Regions from separate parts of the Homo sapiens genome. Here regions 2, 3 and 4 are each linked to region 1. The links are chromatin loops, found by intact Hi-C in ENCODE. Cell type or tissue: heart left ventricle. All regions are shown on one strand.

What was found. A loop is a pair of places that touch in the nucleus more often than their neighbours do. Peaks named below come from ENCODE experiments on the same cell type or tissue, not always from the same donor. Only the 100,000 strongest peaks of a DNase experiment are listed, where the experiment ranks them.
Region 2: it touches region 1 in a loop (2.9-fold over the local background); 25 of 110 quality-filtered maps call a loop at or near these places.
Region 3: a loop joins it to region 1, with 2.8 times the contacts of the local background. A loop is called at or near these places in 11 of 110 quality-filtered maps.
Region 4: a loop joins it to region 1, with 4 times the contacts of the local background. A loop is called at or near these places in 11 of 110 quality-filtered maps.

The regions. Positions count from the first base shown.
Region 1 is chr18:59,457,449-59,462,448 of GRCh38, forward strand. All of the region lies in intron 5 of CCBE1 (collagen and calcium binding EGF domains 1), which reads right to left. Among named protein-coding and RNA genes, the nearest start is that of LMAN1, 100 kb to the left of the region's middle. In heart left ventricle, a CTCF peak has its summit at 2,093 (motif pointing right); no DNase peak of the experiment used is centred here.
Region 2 is chr18:59,627,920-59,632,919 of GRCh38, forward strand. All of the region lies in intron 2 of CCBE1 (collagen and calcium binding EGF domains 1), which reads right to left. Among named protein-coding and RNA genes, the nearest start is that of CCBE1, 67 kb to the right of the region's middle. In heart left ventricle, a CTCF peak has its summit at 3,856 (motif pointing right); a DNase peak (open chromatin) is centred at 2,254.
Region 3 is chr18:59,547,762-59,552,761 of GRCh38, forward strand. All of the region lies in intron 2 of CCBE1 (collagen and calcium binding EGF domains 1), which reads right to left. Among named protein-coding and RNA genes, the nearest start is that of CCBE1, 150 kb to the right of the region's middle. RefSeq lists an enhancer at 1-209. In heart left ventricle, no CTCF peak of the experiment used is centred here; a DNase peak (open chromatin) is centred at 2,216; H3K27ac peaks cover 580 bases.
Region 4 is chr18:59,604,464-59,609,463 of GRCh38, forward strand. The region is part of intron 2 of CCBE1 (collagen and calcium binding EGF domains 1); the gene reads right to left. Among named protein-coding and RNA genes, the nearest start is that of CCBE1, 90 kb to the right of the region's middle. In heart left ventricle, no CTCF peak of the experiment used is centred here; no DNase peak of the experiment used is centred here; H3K27ac peaks cover 434 bases.

The DNA of each region.
Region 1 (5,000 bases):
CGACCACAGCCCTGGAATTACAATTCCCACCACATGTGGCTGCTGTGATGACTGGGCAAGGTAATGCACGGAAAGCTCTCAGCACACAGCTTGGTTGTAGGTAGATGGGAGGCGATGCCCAGCAGTTTTCAGGCCCACCAAACCCCTTAAATTTCCTTTGCCTGATAATCCCAGAACCCTAGAATAACAGGATGAACATGAATAACAAAATGAGGGAACTGAGGTCTGGCGACTTCCTGAAGGTCACCTAGCAAGTATCTGAGGTGGGTTTAGAATGGAGTTGTCCTGAAATTAAGTCCAATACCTTTTCCACAAATCAGATGGTTTCCTTTGGGTTTTTTACCCCTGTTCAATGTACCAATTTATAATCCTATGGAGCTTGAATACTCCTGAGAACCAGAATTATTTAGCTCAATCTCCAACAGACTAAGGCAGGCAAATTTCCATGCAATAATATACTTAGTTGTAAAGGGCTGACGCCTTAACTTTGGTTGTGCTGACTGCAGGAAATGGTGGGCTCCTGCATGAAAAGATGACCCAGGCTCCAGGTTTATTATGTTAATACCTAAGGACAGATGAATGACATCCATCTTTCCCAACTAGTCTTTCATCCACTCCATCTCATCTACTGGTCAATTTACAGAATACCATCATCAATCTAGTCTGTCCATCAATCCATCCATCCATCCATCCATCCATCTATCCATCCATCCAACCATCCATCCATCCTTCCATCCATCTTCCCATCCATTCCATCTTCCTAACCACTTATCAATAAGTCTGTCCATCCATCCAACCTTTCCTTCCTCTTATCCATCTATGGAGCATCTGCTGTTAGCCAGGTCCTGTGTCAGGCACTGAGAATGCAAAGTAAGTGAGGATATCTGTTTAACAATTTTCAATTCACCTTTAAGAATCTAGCCCTGTTGGCAGAGCGGGGCCGCCATGAACAAAAGTTAAAAGCTCATGTTTCTGTCCACTTTTACTTTTACATACTCAGTTAAATTTTCCAAGTGTTAATGTGATTAACCAATTCAACAGCTTCATGATAAGATAAACCTCTTTACCAGATTCTCGACTATTTCATTTAGATCATGGAATGTTAGAACGTATCTTTAGTTCAATCTCTTTTGTAGATGACAGTGAGATCCAGAGAGAGACAGTAACTTGCCTTAGGTCTTTCAGATTGCTGTGCGAAGAGACCACGAACTCAACTGGGTCCCAGCTGGCCGTTTTGGAGGAGTGGGTGCACGCAGTGAGCCTGCTATTGGGAATTCTGTTGAGAACACCTGAGAGCTATCTGTCGGCCAGGCTCCAGGGCAGAAGCTCTGCGGAGTGACCTGTTACATGCAAATTCCTGGGCTGTTTTCTGTTCCTTTGTGGAACTGTCAGAACACAGTGAACCAAGATTAACATTATCCAGAAGACTTGAAGCTCCTCTGACGCAGAAGTACACAGCATGGTAGTAAGGAGAGTAGGCGCTGGTGGAGTTACATGATCAGAACTTGAATACTGATGCTGCTAACTAGTACCTTTTAAATTGGACAAGTCATGGTTTCTGTGAATGCCCATTCTTTGAACGGTAAAAAGGTAACAGCACCTATCACTTGGAGCTGCTACGAGGAGCCAGTGATAAGATATGTAGGTTCCCAGAACAGTGCCCAGCTTATGTTAAGAGCTCTATTCACAGTACTCATTTTTATGTTATTTATTGTCGGTATTACTATGATTCAGTTCTCTACAAAATCAGATATGTGGGGTTGGGACCTTACATCACCTTTTCAATACAGCTCTCAAGGGTTTAAAGATAAACAAGGACTCATACCTTTTGTATATGTAGACCTGGAACATAAAACCTACTCTGATGACGGGTTCACATCCACCTTGTAATTTGTCTACAATAATGTCAACATGGAGCTACAAATAATCTCACATATGCTACATTAACAGTTTACTTAGAAATTGGGGTAGATGTCGCTGCATGTTTTCAATCCTCTCAACTAATGCTGTGGTCACACTTCTGGGAAAAGCCTAGGATGGTATCACTTAACATTTTTTCTTCAACTTGTTCAGATTTTAAAGGTGCAATATTATTGATTAGCCACATGGGGGCATGAAGCTCTAATTTTTCCTGAAGTTGACCAGGACGTCTATCCTAAGCATTAGAAGTTGTAATGCCTTAGATATCTTAGAAAAACCAAACAATGTTCCTGAAATATTTTATATGGGCAGTGTTAGAAATGAACAAAGCATGTTTGTGTTTAAAAGTTGATCGTGCAGATTTGTGTTCTGGCTGTAATATCCAACCCCGGAGGCACATTACAATCACCTGGAGGGCTTTTAAAATATGAATTCTGCTGCACACCACCCGTCTGGGGATGGCAAGGCAACAGTATCAGCATTTTTAAAAAAGCTCCCCAGGTAATTGCAAGGTTGAGAACCGCTGATCTATGGATTAGTGGAGCTTGAAAGTAATATGAAACACCTGGCCATCTGACACTGACCTGTAATAAGTGATGCCAGGGGTCACGGTCACGTTATCAGAAAATAAACAAAAGTTGAAAAATAAAGACTGGCAAGCTAATTACTATTGGAGCCAACATTTCCTTAATTTGTCTCCCTATTGAGGCTACAGACTCCCTGGGGTGACTAAACTGGCTCCGGCTACATATTTTCAAAGAGAAAATCAAAGTGACTGAATGTCCATTAGCCAGACAGCTTGTCTCACTGAGCCTGAAGCCAGTGGATTGCAACCTCTCAAGCCTCAGAGGCAGTCCTGGGGCCACCCTCCCTTCTCTCCTCCTGGATTCCTAACAACCAGCTGAGGTTGTGTTTGATTTCAAATTCCTCTGATTGTAACAATACAGGCATTAGATATGCAAAGTTAAAAAGGAAAACCAAGGAGGAAGAGATGATTTCAGATCACATGTGGTTATACTCAAGAATCACTCTCAATTCATAACAAAATGACCATAACGAAATATTGAGCTTACTAATTAGTCCAAAACAGATGAAAATGCTTATCAGCTTCTGATGTTCCGGAATGTGGGACTCTTTTTGGCCTGTGACATTTCTTATTGCTGAATTGAATGTTTGGATGTGTAATAATTCATCTTTTAGATATTTTGAGGAAAGTCCTCTGCTTAGAAGGTGTGGAGGCTGGGTATATTTCTTAGATGGAGGACTAAGAAATGAGGCGTGGGCCAGGAGCTGTGGCTCACGCCTGTAATCCCAGCACATTGGGAGGTCAAGGCAGGCAGATCGCCTGAGATCGGGAGTTCGAGACCAGCCTGGCCAAGATGGTGAAACCCCATCTCTACCAAAAATACAAAAAGGTTTAGCTGGGCATGGTGGCGCACGTCTGTAATCCCAGCTACTTGGGAGGCTGAGGGATGGGAATCGCTTGAACCTGGGAGGCAGAGGTTGCAGTGAGCGGATATCGCGCCACTGCACTCCAGCCTGGGTGACAGAGGGAGACTCTGTCTCAAAAATAAATAAATAAATAAATAAATAAATAAATAATAAAATAAAAATAAAAAAATGAGGTCTTCACATGGAATCACAGGGCTTGTATCACTTATGCTAAGTCATACCAAATTATGAAAAATGTCTGAAAGGGTGAAAGGGTCTTCAAAGCTCATGTAGTTCAACCTTCTCATTTACAGATAAGGCAACTGAGGCCCAGAGACCCGCTCATTGTTGCTCAGTTAATACTGAACCAACTTTGGTTCCGCATTACTTCAAACTGTCAAGCCTAGGAACTTTCCACTGCATCACAGCTGTTAAAGAAATGATCCCCTTCCCCGCCACCACTGGCCCTTGCTGGGCCACACTGCTGAAGAGTGGAGGCACTTTTTTTTTTTTTTTTTTGCCAGAACCATCAAAGCCAGCCCCCACCTTCCCAGCAGTCCAATCTCTTGAATCATGACTTTAATGTTCAGGGCATGCAACGGCCTGTCCTTTCTCATAATTTTAATTATGTGTATGAATTGCTTCCCTCTACCCTTCTCTCTACCCTTGAGTTTCTACTTTCAAATATTCCTGGTTACTGGTGTTTCAATTTTGTTTTACTGAAATATAAAATCAAATGCTAGTCCTCTGTGCATAGGTGATAAATTCAGTGGAGACAAATTACTGAAAATACTGTAGAAGGGTGCTGCTGGAGAGCACCCTTAGTAGAGTCATATCAGGTTTCCCTTTTAAGACTATTTGCAATTGCTATATTTGGGGAAGGATGTCAATGGAAGAGAAAGAGGAGAGGATTCCCAGCCAGGTGTAATCTTTTTTTTTTTTTTTTTTTTTGAGACAGAGTTTCGCCCTTGTTGCCCAAGCCAAGTGCAATGGTGTGATCTCGGCTCACTGCAACCTCAGCCTCCTGGGTTCAAGCGATTCTCCTGCCTTAGCTTCCCAAGTAGCTGGGATTACAGGCGCCTGCCACCACGCCCAGCTAATGTTTTGTATTTTTAGTAGAGACGGGGTTTCACCATGTTGGCCAGGCTGGTCTTGAACTTCTGACCTCAGGCGTTCCTACCGCCTCAGCCTCCCAAAGTGCTGGGATTATAGGCCTGAGCTACCATCCCCGGCTGCCAAGTGTCATCTTTTGCAATGAGTTTTGAATGACAGTAAAGCTCAATGATATAACCAGCAGAATGCTCTTGATTAAACAGGACATCCCTCATTATAGTCACTTGTAACTGTCTCTCAATATGGCAGAATGGAAGGTAGTATCCTACTTCCATTCATCAGATGCCATGCAGTCTACAGAAAACACTCCTCTCTGGACTCCGGCCGCTTCATCTGCTGATATCAACATCCTTGCCTGAACGTTGACCAGTTGGCTTATCGTTTGGCCCCAGAGCTAAGATCTTTGATGCTAAGTTGATATTTTCTAAACTGTTCTTCAGGATACCATCACTTGTGATATGTCTGTAGGAATAATTTTGGGTTTAATCAAAGTTTCTTTTCTTTTTTTTTTGAGACAGGGTGGAGTGCAGTGGTGC
Region 2 (5,000 bases), 170 kb after region 1:
GTGCCAGATTCTGCCAGGTGCAGTGGCTCACGCCCACAATCCGGGTACTTTGGGAGGCCAAGGTGGGCAGATCGCTTGAGCCCAAGAGTTCAAGACCAGCCTGGGCAACATAACGACACCCCGTCTCTACAAAAAATACAAAAAATTATCCGAGTGTGGTGGTGCATGCCTGTAGTCCCAGCTACTCGGGAGGCTGAGGTGGGAGAATCACCTGAGCCTGGGGGCAAGCTGAGACTGCAGTGAATTTTGATCGTGCCACTGCACTCCAGCCTGGGCAACAGAGTGATATCCAGCCTCAAAAAAGAAATCCAGATTCAGACTTCCATCTTTTTGGATATTCTTTATTTTTAATTAGTAAATATTACACAAGGATCCACTAAGTGGAAGCTACTATTTTTCATTAAAAATAATAAGGAGAATATGCTTTTTCTTATATTGGATTCTCTTGGGACAAAATGGTATTTTTTCCTAACTTTTCTCTTCCAGTCTTACTGCCCCTACTCCAAGAGACATGAGGTGATGGAAAAAATCTATCTTAATGCTCTTCCAGCCTAAAGATGGCAGCTTTTTACCTGATCATGTCAATAGTCCAATTCATGCTCCAGACCAACAGGGCTGCCATGGACATTCCCTGTAACCACCGCGATGTCCATGGCTTCGTGGGATGGATGGGAGTCATAAGATATGACGGGATAGAACACGTTCCAAAACCTGGGATCAGGCCTTCTAATCTAACCTGAGACAATCAAGTAGCCTTGGGAAAGGGCTTCTTCATTCAAGTCAGCTCCTCACCCGAGGACCCAGACCTGTATGTCCAAGTGCCAGTCCTTCCTCTCAAGTGGAACAAAATCCATGCTGAACTACTGAGCTCCCCAAATCTGCTTTCTAGGCCACCAACCTGCCTAGCTATAACCAAAAACTCAGAGCCATCCTTGACTTCTGTCCTCACCCCAAATTAGCAAGTCCTATTAGTACCACTTTTAAAACACTCAAAATCCAACCATTTGTCACCTCTCCTCTGCTACCTCTGAGTTCAGCCAGCACCCTCTCATCATTATCACTGCCACAGCCTCCTAAGGGATCCCATTTATACCCTTTTCCCCTAGGATGTATGCACAGCCAGCAGCCAGGGTAGTCTGGGACATACATGAGATCCTGTCACTCCTCTGTTCAAACTCTCCAAGGGCTCCCATGCCTCTTGGAGTAAGAGGTGCCTGCAATGGCTCATAAAGCCCACTGACCTCATCTACTCATGATACTCAGTGAGTCTCAGGTTTCTTCCCTGCTACTAACTAAAGGCCATTGCACTGCTAATTTCTTCTTCCCAGAATCATCTTCCCCCAGGTATCATGTAACTGACTCCCTCATCTCTTTCTGGTCTTTGCTCAAAGGTCATCTTCAAGGAGACCCCCTCAGAAGACACTGTGTCGCTACAACTCCCTGTCCCAGCCATTTCCAATGCTGCTGTTTTTCCCTTCATTTTCATCATTTCATCTTCCTAATACATAGTATTGTTCAACTGAGTGTGCTGTTTATGTGCCTCTCTCCCTTTCTCCTTTAGAGAGTAAGTTCCTCAACCACTGGACTTTTGTCTGTTTTGTTCATGAATACATTCCCAGGATCTAGAACACTGCCCAGCACAGAGTGAGTTCCATGAATACATGATTAAGAAAGGAGTGGTAACGGGAAGTTATATCATCTCAAGACATACTTTCCATCAAGAAGTCACTTGCTTTTTGCTAACAGAGAAGTCAGGAATAGAAAACAGCATAGTATTCTCGAGTAGTCTCCGAGAGCCCTGGCTGGGAGATGGTTTCCTGAGAAGATGGTGGATTATCAAAAACAGACAGGCATATGTGCCTGGAGGTTCTCAACAGCTTGTCGGGGGAAGGTGGGCCGGTGCCTTCAGGGGGAGGTAGCAGGCGAGCCAGGAGGGCTCATGGAGGATGTGTACACCAAGTTTTTAGGCCCATCACAAACTTCATCCCAGTTCTCTGCGTGACCATTTATTAGCAAGGCTCTGAAGAATGGACATACTGCAGGGGCACACTGCAGTCTGCAGGGAAAAGAAAGTTTCCAGAAAAGGAGCCTACTTTCTATTTTGCAATACCACTGACAGAACACACTCTACTGGCTCGCCAAGATCCAGCTGTATAAGGAAACAGGAGTTTTCCAGGCCCCCTGGGGACCAGTAAACCAGCCACCATGTGCGGCAAAGCTGTGACAAGCAGGCAAGACTTTGACCTCCGCCTCATGCTCGTGCTCTGTTAGGCTCTGACATTAAAGGGGGCAGCTCGCCAACAAACTGCTGGCAGGAGGAAGATAAATTTATTATTTGAAAGCCTTTTGGGCAAAAAAAAAAAAAAGTCATTTAATCTTCCTTCATAAACAGCTCTTTTTATAACACATTTGTGTTGAGATCATAGTCAAGGTAATTAGAAATGTATTTGGTCTTTACTTTCTCATTAAGGTGTTGAAGCACTGGCAATTTGCTCTAAAATTCAGTGGCTTAGGAAAACCACCATTTTATGATATCTTACACTTTTGTGGGTCAAGGATTTGGGCAAGGCTCAGCTGGGAGGATCTTCTGTTTGGGTGTGGCATTAAAGGTCCCATTGTGTCACTTAACTGGCAGATGGGCTGGCTAGAGGATGCAAGCAGGCATTCTCATGTCTGGTATCTTTGCAAGGATGGCTGGAAGGCTCAGCTGGGACTGTCACCAGAACACGTAAGTGTGACCTCTCCAGCATGATGGTCTCAGGTTGAACCTCCTAAGTGGTGGATCTAGGCTCTAAGATTAAGGGTCCCAATGAACAAGGCTGCATGTTCATGTTTTAAAACCATCACAGGGTTGTTCCTAGATTACCTACACAATGTATCTTTGATTTTGTACCCACAGTGGGATTCAGGTGCTCACTGGCCTCCCTACCTAACAACTCAATCATTTCAGCCATTAATTAAGCCCGTTTAGAGATCTAGCAATGTGCAAACACTGGCAGATATCAAAGGAAATGGCACATGGCTTGCAATGAGTGAACATATACAATGGCCAAGGTCATAGACATCTGTTCTTTTAGCTTGCCTAGCATCCAAGCTTTATTTTGGAAATGGTACTTCCATTTTCTTTTGGGGAATGATGACTTTTCCTGTCATCTCATGCGATTCAGGTGGTCCCATGACCTAGATGTGGCCAAGCAGAATACAACTTACTTGCCCACTCTCAGCATGGCAGTTGTTCAAATATTGATATGTAGCTCAACAAGAGTACATTCCAGTACTTTTCTATGATCTGGAGAAAAAAAAAAGGCATGAAGGATAGCGAGAGGGGAGCACCAGAAAGTAATTTCATAAGCAGAACCAAGGGAAAGAGGCTGAATCCTGATGATAGGGTTTCAGGCTGCCTGAAGCCAGCCTATCCCTAGAATTTGCAGTTACATAAGCCAATAAACTTCCTTTGTTGGCTGTGAACAATTCTGAATTGGGTTTCTTTCACTTGCTACCGAGAGTGCCGACTTGAATCCAGAAACAATGAGAGAGGACAACATAGTATTGGGATCAATGGAAACACTCCAAAAGATTAAAAGGCACTTATGGAATGAGCCTCTAATGCTAGATGTCAAAGGCCATTGAAATAAGGATCTCTGAGCAGTAGAGCCCAGATCAGCTACCTGCAAATCACACCATGCAGGTTGTAGACTACTGGACTATGTGAGAGCAGCATGGTTCAAGTCACTTTGCTGCAACTCACTCCAAAATGCCTACTTCTTGGCTTCTTGAATTAAACCAAATAACACCAACTTAAGAAGCACTGGGCACTAAATAGCTTAGAGTTGCCACCTTTTCCCACTAGGTGGCAGCTCTGCATCAGGGAGGTAGAAATTTGGGGTCTGACAAACTGACTAGAATTAGGACCCTTAAAAGCGAAGTACTGGTGGTTTGGATGCCATCTTAGAGTAAGAAGATAATAGGAAATGTAAGATGCCAAAAACCTAGAAAAGTCAACCATTCATTTAGTATCTACTCTGTATTTAGCACTGGGCTGCTGTATCCTGTAGATTCAAACAAAATCCAACACAGATGTCCTTAAGAATTAAAATATTGCTGAGAAGCCAAGACCAACCTGCAAAAGCTTTAAGGTTCAAAACAAGAGAACAAATAACTAAGCATTGAATTTTCTGCTCTAGGCAGAAAGGGCTGTAGGGATCTCCACAGTCTCAGTGTTGGAGTCCTCCCAAGCTATTCACTTCATTGATGAGGAAACCAAGGCCCCCAAAAATGGCACAATGGCCTCAGGATCACGAGGGCACTGACAGTTGAGCAGGCAAGGAAGGGCTCATTTATAGGCATTCTGGGCTGGGACCTGACAATTGGGAACAATCTGGTTTTTTTGAGACTGAGTCTTGCTCTATTGCCCAGGCTGGAGTGCAGTGGCTCACTGCAACCTCTGCCTCCCAGGTTCAAGCGATTCTCGTGCCTCAGCCTCAGCTAGGATTACAGGCATCCGCCACCATGCCTGGCTAATTTTTGTATTTTTAGTACAGATGGGGTTTCACTATGTTGGCCAGGCTGGTCTTGAACTCGTGGCCTCAGGTCATCTACCTGCCTCGGCCTCCCAAAGTGCTGGAATTACAGGCGTGAGCCACTGTGCCCAGCCTTTAAATTTTTGTTTTGTATTGTTTTTGTTTTTGAGATGGAGTCTTACTCTATGGCCCAGGCTGGAGTGCAGTGGCACGATCTTGGCTCACCGCAACTTCCAACCTCCCAGGTTCAAGCTAGTCTCCTGCCTCGGCCTCCTGAGTAGCTGGGATTACAGGTGCACACCACCACACCTGGCTAATTTTTATTTTATTTGTTTTATTTTATTTTTTTAATAGAGACGGGGTTTCACCATGTTGGCCAGGCTGGTCTCGAACTCCTGACCTCGGGTGATCCACCCTCCTCTGCCTCTCAAAGTGCTGGGATTACAGGTGTGAGCCACCGCGCCTGGCGAGGAACAATCT
Region 3 (5,000 bases), 90 kb after region 1:
TGTGGGCTACGTCTGGGCGGCCCAGAAGCATGCTGACAGAAGCAGAGTGCTGGGGCACTAGGAAGGCTCTTCCTGCTTGGCTGCCACAGCTGATTCAGCAGGAGAAAACCGAGATCATCCTGTTCTCACAGGAAAGTGCAACCTGACCGAAATAAGAACACACGGGCATTTTGGCCAGGATTTTGAAGAATTTTACTTTCACACACTGCACTTTTATTCTCCTTGTGGTTGGAATGAAGAAATAGACACTCAGTGAATTGAAGTGCTTTAAAGAACCGAAAATGTGGTCACAGTGCCATCACGTGATGTGAACTATCTGCTGGATGAAATGTTCAAGAGTGCTGGAGAGAGACCAAGAGTTTATCCAAGACAGTCTCGTCTTATGAGTAAGACAACTGAGGTCCGAGATCATATCACTGGCCAGTGGTTTGTTGGGGCCAAGACTATGCCCCTTCACTCTCACTCAGTGGTCTTTCCTTTAAAAGAAAGATATCTTTGTTAGGAGAGCAGGTGGGAACATTTGTACTGACATGAAGACAATAAAATTATATGGATACTTTCTGATTTCTCTGGTTTCCATTATTTAAAGATAGTGAGTTATATCTAAAGGAAAACTTAAGAGGATGGCTTTGATCTTCCAGCCTATGAAGGAGGTGGGTTAGGGTGAATAGAGATTGCAGGGTGTGGCTAGGTCATCAGGATTCCTTTCAAGAACAAGAACAGAGCAACTTAAATTTCCTGTGATCTGACAAGACGCAATCATATAAAAAAGAAATCTAGGAAGCCCTCCTGAGAGACCCTACATAGGGAAAATCAGCTGCTGTCATGCAAATGAAATCACCAACTGACCAACCCATTGCAGAAAGCCCTTACAACCAAGAACACCACAAGCAAAGAAATACACTTTGGGCCAGGCACAGTGGCTCATGCCTGTAATCCCAGCACTTTGGGAGGCTGAGGCAGGCAGATTACCTGAGGTGTTCAAATAGCCTACCATACATGTAGGCTATATGGTGTGGCCTATGCTCTCAGGCTACAAACCTGTACATGTGACTAATGAATACTGTATGCAATTGTAACACAATGGTAAGTATTTGTGCATCTAAACATAGGAAAGTTACACCTGAGGCCAGGAGTTCAAGACCAGCCTGGCCAACATGGCAAAACCCCCTATGTATTAAAAATACAAAAATTAGCCGGGCATGGTGGCGCATTCCTGAAACCCCAACTACTCGGGAGGCTGAGGCAGGAGAATCACTTGAACCTGGGAGGCAGAGGTTGCAGTGAGCCAAGATCATGCCACTGCACTCCAGCCTGGGCAACAGAATAAGACTCCGTCTCAAAAAAAAAAAAAAAAAAATTCACTTTGCATGGTGAGGGTCTTCTTTTCACTTGGATATATAGACCACACCGTGTTTCACATGTGATCAAGTATAAAATATTCCACACTGCAAAATAGCAAGGTATGATTCAAATATAGCAGTGTTCTAGAAATGTAACATTGGTAAAAAATAATGCATCAGGATGAATGCAAATTTTAGCTAAGCCATTCTTCTTATTCTTCTGTTTTTCTTATTATGCCATCTCCTAAAGAATTTCAGGTCAAACTCCAGTTTGAAGGAGCAAATGATACAAATGAGCACCCCACCAAGGGCTATAAAAACAGGTCCCCCAACGCCAACCGAATTAAGAGCGTCTAATATTTTATTGCAGTAATTGAAGCTGATTTTTAAAATAAACTCCATCTGGTGCACCGGGGCTCAGGAAGGTAACCTCTGTCAGTCAGGTGATTAAGACCTTGGGAACAGCAAAGACCTTACTCCAAGTCCCACTGACTTCTGTTAATACCTGAGCAACTGTCAGGAGGGAGATGCCAGAACACACCAATTATTATATGATGAACAGGCAGGCCCAGCAGTCAAATGTGCTGCAGTGATATAGTACCCAGTTGGGCAATTAACTTGTCCCTAGCAAAATTTGTGGACAACAAAGCACTTATAATCTACAGCTGCTATCCACATTGGTCAGTGATTGCACTGAAATTGATTCTTCTCAATAGGCATGGGGTAAAGAGTACAGCAATGTGACATTAGTGGCCCACTCATTTTGCAGAGTCTGCCCATTATCCTCCCCATCATGCAGATAAGCAAGCTGAGACTCAGAGTAATTTGCCCAAGGATACAATAGAGGACCTTGTGCCAGATGGTTGTTGGACTGCTGCCTGGCTTTCTCTGGAGCCAACGGGCAAGGACATTATTGGAATGGGCACTTTCAGGAATCCTTAAAGCATCTCTGGGTCCAATCCGGTTTGCTTTGTTTATCCCCAGCTTTAGCTTGTTTACACAAAAGTTACCTGGAGACTGTGTCATCATTCAAACCCTATAGATACCCAAGCCAGCAAAACCACCACAAGCTCTGGAGCAGCCTCTTGGTGGGCAAGCTTCCTCTAATTCAGGGATTGGCAAACTATGACCCATGGACCAAATCCAGTCCACTGCCTGTTTTATGAATAAAATGTGCTGGAACACAGCCATACTCATTTGTTTCCACATTGCCTATGGCTGATTTCGAGTGACAACAGCAGAGCTGAGTGGTTGTGACAGAGGCAATCTAGCCTCAAAAGCCTAAAATAACTATCTGGCCTTTAGAGAGTTTTCTGGATCCTAACTGGTGGCGTCGCTGCTCAGAAGGGCCTTCATCTGCACTCAGAAGCCTTCACAACACCACCCTCCGCAGTGGGCTGACTCCCTGGTCAATCTTTTCCTTCCTCAAGTGGACTGGACTCAAAAGTACTCATAGGTTCCCTCAGGAAAGGAAAAGCTGCACCTCAGACAAGTTAGGCCTGCCCAAACCGTGAGCCCTGTGACGTTAGAACATTAGCAGCTCAAGAATCCTAATGCAAACCCCAAACAGCAGGTGCCATTCTCTGAAGGTGTTTTGGAAAACATTTTCCAACTCATGGAGACAGAAAAATACAGTCATGTGGGCTGGGTGCGGTGGCTCACGCCTGTAATCCCAGCACTGTGGGAGGCGGAGGCAGGAGGATCACGAAGTCAGGAGATCAAAACCCAGTCTCTACTAAAAATACAAAAAATTAACCGGGCGTGGTGGTGGGCGGCTGTAGTCTCAGCTACTCTAGAGGCTGAGGCAGGAGAATGGCATGAACCCAGGAGGCGGAGCTTGCACTGAGCTGAGATCGCGCCACTGCACTCCAGCCTGGGCAACACAGCGAGACTCAAAAAAAAAAAAAAAAAAAAAAAAAAAAAAAGAAAAGAAAAGAAAAGAAAAAAAAGAAAAAAGAAAAATAAAAATACAGTCATGCATTATAAGTTCTAAACAATGCATCATTAGGTAACTTCATCATTGTGTATACATCAGAGCATACTTACACAAACCTAGATGGCATAGCCTGCTATACATGTAGGCTGTATGCTGTGGCCTATGCTCTCAGGCTACAAACCTGTACAACACGTGATAATAAATACTGTATGCAATTGTAACACAATGGTAAGTATTTGTGCAACATAGAAAAGGTACAGTAAACATATAAAAAATGATATACCTATTACCTATAGAGGATACTAACCATAAGTACAGCCTGCAGAACCGGAAGAATCTCTGGATGGGTGAGTGAGGAATGAATGTGAAGGCCTGGGACATTACTGTACAATGCTGTAGACTTTATGAACACTCTACACTTAGGCTGCACTAAATTAAAAAGTAAAGCACACCACGATGCCACCATGGCTATATCATCACTAGCTTGATAGGAATTTTTTCAGCTACATTATAACCTTACAGGACCCCCTGTCCTATATGCGGTCCATCCTTGACAGAAACACCATTGTGTAGCACATGACTAAATACTAATTATTTTTTCACTACTGTTGGTCACCATCTGTTTATAAGAGACTAGTCCTTTAAAAAACTATTAACATTTCCAGTGATTCAGGACTTCTTTGTTGAAGTGGAATACTTTTGACATGGACAAACGAAGGGGAATTCAAAGTCAGAAAGACTTACTTAGTTCAAATCTTGACTGTCATCTATGGCCTCTAGAACCCTGGAGCAAGTTATTTAGTCTTCCTAGTGCTCAGTTTCTTCGTCTGCAATATGCATTAGGTATCGATTGCTGTGTAACTGACTACCCCAAAACTCAGTGGCTGAAAACCAGCACCCATTATTTGCTCATTGCACTCCATGTGGCCTAAGCTCAGCTGGGCAACGCACGCCTTGGCCACTCATGGCTGTAACTGGCTCACAGCTGGCCTGGGGATGGAGGGTATAAGATGGCCTCAATTCACACAACTGGTACCTTGGTGCCAGCTACCGTCTGGCCCTTCTCCATGGGCCTCTCATCACTCAGTAGTCTGGCCTGGACTTCCTCAAATGAGGGCAGGGACATTCCAAAAAGTGGTAAGGCTCTTTGTGGCTCAGGCCCTGGACCTCACACAACATCGCTTCGGGCACATTCTACCAGTCAATGAAAGCCACAAGGAGTTAAGAAATGGACTCTCCCTCTTAAAGGCCTGCAAATTATTGTGAGCATTTTTCCCCCAGGATGTTCACGCCTTTGTGTATTATGAAGTAACACACGTAGAGTGTTTCGTCAGAGGGTCAGTTCATGAACTTATATGGGGCACACACAAAAAGAACTTCTCTTGTCTCCATCCAGCTTTTGTCAAGATTATATGTCTTAACAAAGACTTTCCTCCCACTAGCCTACATCTAGGTTTTGGCAGCACCTGGAGCCAACCCAACATCTCTTTATGCTTCCACTCGCCAAGTATCCATTTGCTGACTTAATCATCCAAAAGAAGAGTATTTCAAAGTTGGCAATAGTTCCCACATCGTTTTTCTATCAGTAAACCTGGTTTGGAAAGATCACTTTACTGTGGGAAGTAGTCTAAATAAAAAAGGGAAATACCTGGTCAAATTCATTTATCATAATGTGAAGAGGCAGCTGATGGAAGATGTGTCTGGAGTATTTTCACTTGCCT
Region 4 (5,000 bases), 150 kb after region 1:
ACTGGCCCTCTCTATAGTCCATGTTACTGATCAGATATAATAAAGTCAAATTACTACTCCCTTGATATAAGCCAACATACTAAGTAAGTGGCTACAGTCACCTGTATTTAAAAGGAGAGCTGATCATCTACTTCTGTAACAGAAAAACGTGAATTAAACAAGCAGATATGGGAGATTTAGTAAAGAAGGAAATTTCCATGGTATGTGATTGCTTCAATAGGCATTTGTTTCAATGTCCAATTTGGACAACTCTTCAGATGGATAATTTTGAGATACATTAGACCAGGATGTCTGCTTCTCAAAACCTGAAATGTACACTGTCTAGTTTTGTTGGCTTAGCAGTAAATGTACTTTAATAAACAAATGCCAAGTCTCTTAAAATGTATCATTTGTTCTTGGTCAGCTATTGCTAAGATGCTTGATAGGTAGGGTCAAAATGGGGCAAGATGCCCATCTTATCCAGTGATCAGTAGGGGATCCGGCAGCTCCAGGCCCACCTCAAACTGGAGACGGGAGCTCAGTGTCCAGTCACTGCCACCTACACCGTGTTCATCATGCCTGAAGATTAAAGCAATGCCCTCATGAGAGCATGTTCTGGCCTGACTTGATTGCAAAGGCTGGGAAAAGTGCCCACAGAAGGAGTGTCATCTGTTACACAGGAGCTGGTGGTTCTGCCCTAACAGAGGCTGCTCCCCCTAGGAGGCACAGCAGGGAGAAATGGAGAAGGAAGGAGTCTGGCAGTGATATGAACTTTGATCTTTTTGATAAAACATCTTCTACAACATGTTTTAGGGAACAGCTAAAGTCTTTAAGAACACCAAAGCCGGATCTTTCCTCTATTTGCTGAAAGCCAGTCACAGCGATAACAAGAGGAAGATGACAAGTTTTATCCTTATAGAGAACAGGTGGGTCGATGGTTGGAATAAGGCATGAACTAGCTGGGGTGTAGCACAGAATAAAGGGGGCATCTCACCCTACCAGGAGAAGGGCTTTATGGCAGAGGCATCATGCCAAGTGAGCCTGAAAAAGAATGTGGTCCAGGTGGATAACTCTTAGGTTGGCCAGCATTCCCCACTGGTCAGCCATTCTGCATAATTACTAGGTGTTCCTGGATCATCTCTCATATGCTAAAGCTTTGCTGGAAAACCAGGGGAACTAAAGATGACAAGGAGCCTCTTTGACCTCTCAAAAGCCTAGATGGCTACCCACCTAGAGCTTGCAGGGACTCTGCCTCTCATTTCTCCCAAAGGAACATTTCTTGGTGGATGATAAAATACCTCATGTTCCCAGCAAACCCTCAGACTGAAACATAAGAAGTACTTGAGTTGTTGCCAGAGAAACGTTCCAGAGCCAAGTGGACGACTGCTAGGGGTGGCCTTGGGATAAGCTATCCTCCCTCTAGCAGTTTTTGGGAGGAAAAGGTGAAGGTGGAAGTGAGCTGCTCCACTGGGGGAAATGCCTGAGCTAGGCCTCAGTTAGAAATCTACCAAGAGAAATCGCGATGCTCGAATGTCCGAACTGTAGATTTCTGCCTGAAGCACGTCACTGCTCTCAAGCAACCACGATGATCTCAACGCCTATGGTGCTTTGCGATTCAACTCCCATTTACCCCAAAGTTTAATGATTGTCAAAACAAGTCATGTTTTCTTAGTAATAACACGCTTAATTCTTAACTGTCCATTCATTGTTTCGGAAAAATGCTTCGGACAAAGGCAGAGATCACATTTGTGTATGTTTTGCATACTCCATGAGAGACCTTAGAGGCATTAGAACTCCCACAGATTGGTTTTTTACTTCCTTAGGATGGAATTCCTCAGATGTGACAGAAGGACACAGTGACCCTTTCAGGGAAAGCAGCGAGGCATCTGGGACAAAGACAATGTCCACATGGCAAACCGCAAAGCACATGCTTGAAATCCTGGCTTTCTATGCACTTTCCCCCAACTTTTGTTTAGAAGTCAGACGTTGATTTTCATTATCTGCATACTTAACAGGACTGTCATGACATCCCATTACAAACTGTCTTCAAAGAAAGTAGTAAACATAACTTTACTCTTCAAAGATAACATCCCGTCCGTATGTGACTCCCTGCATCTTGCACGGATCATTTACAAACCAAGCATCTCCACGGGGCCCCAGGGTGACATAAACAAACCTTGGAAGGGTGTCAAGAAGCACAAGAATCATCTCTGGAGGCTGTATCTTAATCTTGAATCTTTTGTTACCCCTGCTGTTTTAGAAGGAAAAAAAACAACCAATCATCTTTTTATCTGAGAAATCTGAGCATGAGTGCCTTGGTTAACCAAAATGGGTTAACCTTATATTTGCAACACGAATGCTATTTCTCTCACTACATATTTCGACAGCTGTTCAAAGAAACCTTTTCTGATAAATGCCTACACTCCAAATGTGCTGTGCTTTCTTGGTTCATGCTTCTGCTGTGACACTTATCTCACTGTTTTATAATTAGTCGGACATGAGTCTGTTTCCCAAGCTAGACTGTCCGAGTCATGTCTGTATCCCCAGTGACCGGTGCAGGGCCTGGCCTAGAGTACGACAGAGTAGGTACTCCATAAAAGGTGTGTTGAATTGGGAAAAAAAAAAAAAAAAAAAGCACACAAGTACTCACTGCATCAGTCAGTCCAATCAAAGGAAAGCATGGTACTTACTCTTGAAAACAAAGGTTGAGCCAAAAGTCCTGTCCAGTACAGCTGAAAACATAGTATTTTTACAATGCAGATTTGGTTCTCTAATTTTGCATGCTTTTGGCTGACATTTAGATAAGCATGTACCAGTCAGCAATGTAGAATACGGCCCATAAGTTCATGAATGGCATGAAAGCCCTCTTAGAGTCCAGAATCTGATAATCTGAACCAGTTTATGGGTGGATGATTCCACAGACTCAGATGAGCTAGACTGGAGCCTACTCACTATTTACCATTATTGTTCCAGTTGCAGAATCATTCCAAATTTCAAACAACAGACATATAATGAACTATGGGGCACAACTCCTTAGTTGGGGACTGACTGTAAAGATAAAATTGTGAAGCATCATCATGACATAGTCCCATAAATCACACTACACAAAAAGGAACTGGGCATAGCTGGATTTAGACATTCATTCTTCTCTTATTCCCTTCAGCTACTCTCGGCAGCCTCAGATGCTGTCCTAGGGCACCTCGCTGAGCTTGAAAGCTAATGTTGCACAATGGTTAGACACGGACTCTGGACTCAACCAAGGTTCAAATCGGAACCACTTCCTGTGTGACACTGATTATTTCTTCAAACCCCAGGTTCTGGATTTACCTTATTTAAAAATGGGGATGAACGGCCAGGCGCAGTGGCTCACTCCTGTAATCCCAGCACTTTGGGAGGCTGAGGCAGACGGATCACCTGAGGTCAGGAGTCACGTGAGGTCAAGACCAGCCTGACTAACATGGTGAAACCCCGTCTCTACTAAAAATTAGCTGTGTGTTGTGGCGTGTGCCTGTAGTCCCAGCTACTCAGGAAGCTGAGGCAGGAGAATCTCTTGAATCCAGGAAGCAGAGGTGTAGTGAGCCGATATTGCGCCACTGCACTCCCAGTTTGGGAGGTTGCAGTGAGCTGAGATCGTGCCACTGCACTCCAGCTTGGGTGACAGAGTGAGACTCCGTCTCGAAAAATAATAATAATAAATAAATACAAATGGGGATTAAAAAGTATATAGGTAATGGGGTTATTTTGAAAATTAAAGAGAAATATATGAAACAAGCTACTCAGTAGCATTTGTCACGAGTGTTCAATAAGCATTAGCTATTACTGTTATTTACACAATTCCTTTTCCAGGATTTTCTCTGTACTCCTTACAGGTCAACACCACAATTTAACTTTGTGTTCCAGACCCCTTAGATCCCTACTTCCTAATCATGTCAGAGATTATTTAAGAAACTTGGGCCAAAGTGTTGATGCAAGACAAAATGATTTAGTGTTATTCCTGCCAAATAGCATCTTAGCATTTCTAAGAAGAGTCACCCTCAGCCCTTACCACCTGCTTGAGAGATGTGTTTTAGAGAAGGCACGAGAACAAGCCCCCATTTTAATTTTCACATCAGCAATGAAATGATCTAGGGAAGACTCTTTGAAGTCAAATTTGTCAACTACTCAAGAGAGGTAAGAATTTTCAAGGGGAAACTTTGAAGACTGGATTATGAGCACTTCAAATGGAGCTTTAATAGAAAGTGTTTATTGTGGATGAGTGAAAACGTCTCTCTTGTTCATAATCAAGTTTCTCTTCTACACGGAGTCTTTCCCTTTAGCACATGAAAGTGTTCATGCCTCTCCTGTATTCAAAATAAAAGATTTTCCTCAAATCTACACATTAGATCCTTGCTGCCCATCTGTTTCTATTGGGCCTGTCCAAATCTCTTGAAGCAGTCGTCTATATGTGTCATCTCTTCTCTCATTATCCAGTCTTTGCTCATCCATAATCTGGCTTCTATCCCCCACCTTCCACTTACACAGCTCTCCTGAAGGTCACCAGTGTGCTCTGTGATGGGAAACCCAACAGACTTGAGTTCTTGCATTATGTGACTTGTCATATGTGCATCTGTTGACCAACTCCTCCTTCTTGAAACTTCCCCCTCTATCTTCGAGACAGCACTTTTCTCCTTCCGTGTTTTGGCCACTACTCCCCATACTCGCTTCTGGATTCCTTAGTGTTCTGTTGGGTTCTGTCTTCAACCATCTTCCCTTCTCACTGCACACACATCTTGAAGCATCATCTACTTCCTTGGCTTCAACCACCATTCATATTCCAGTGACTCTCAAAATTAGATCTCCTGCTCACAAATCTCTGTGCCCCAGACTCATATGCAGTGGCTTATTGGACAGTTCCTCTTGCATATATCACAGATGTGTCAAACTTAGTAGGTCCAAATCTGTAATTATCTTAACATCCACCCTCATCACCATTAGAACAGCTCCTTCCTAGGTTTTCGACATGCTACAGAACAGTTCCATTG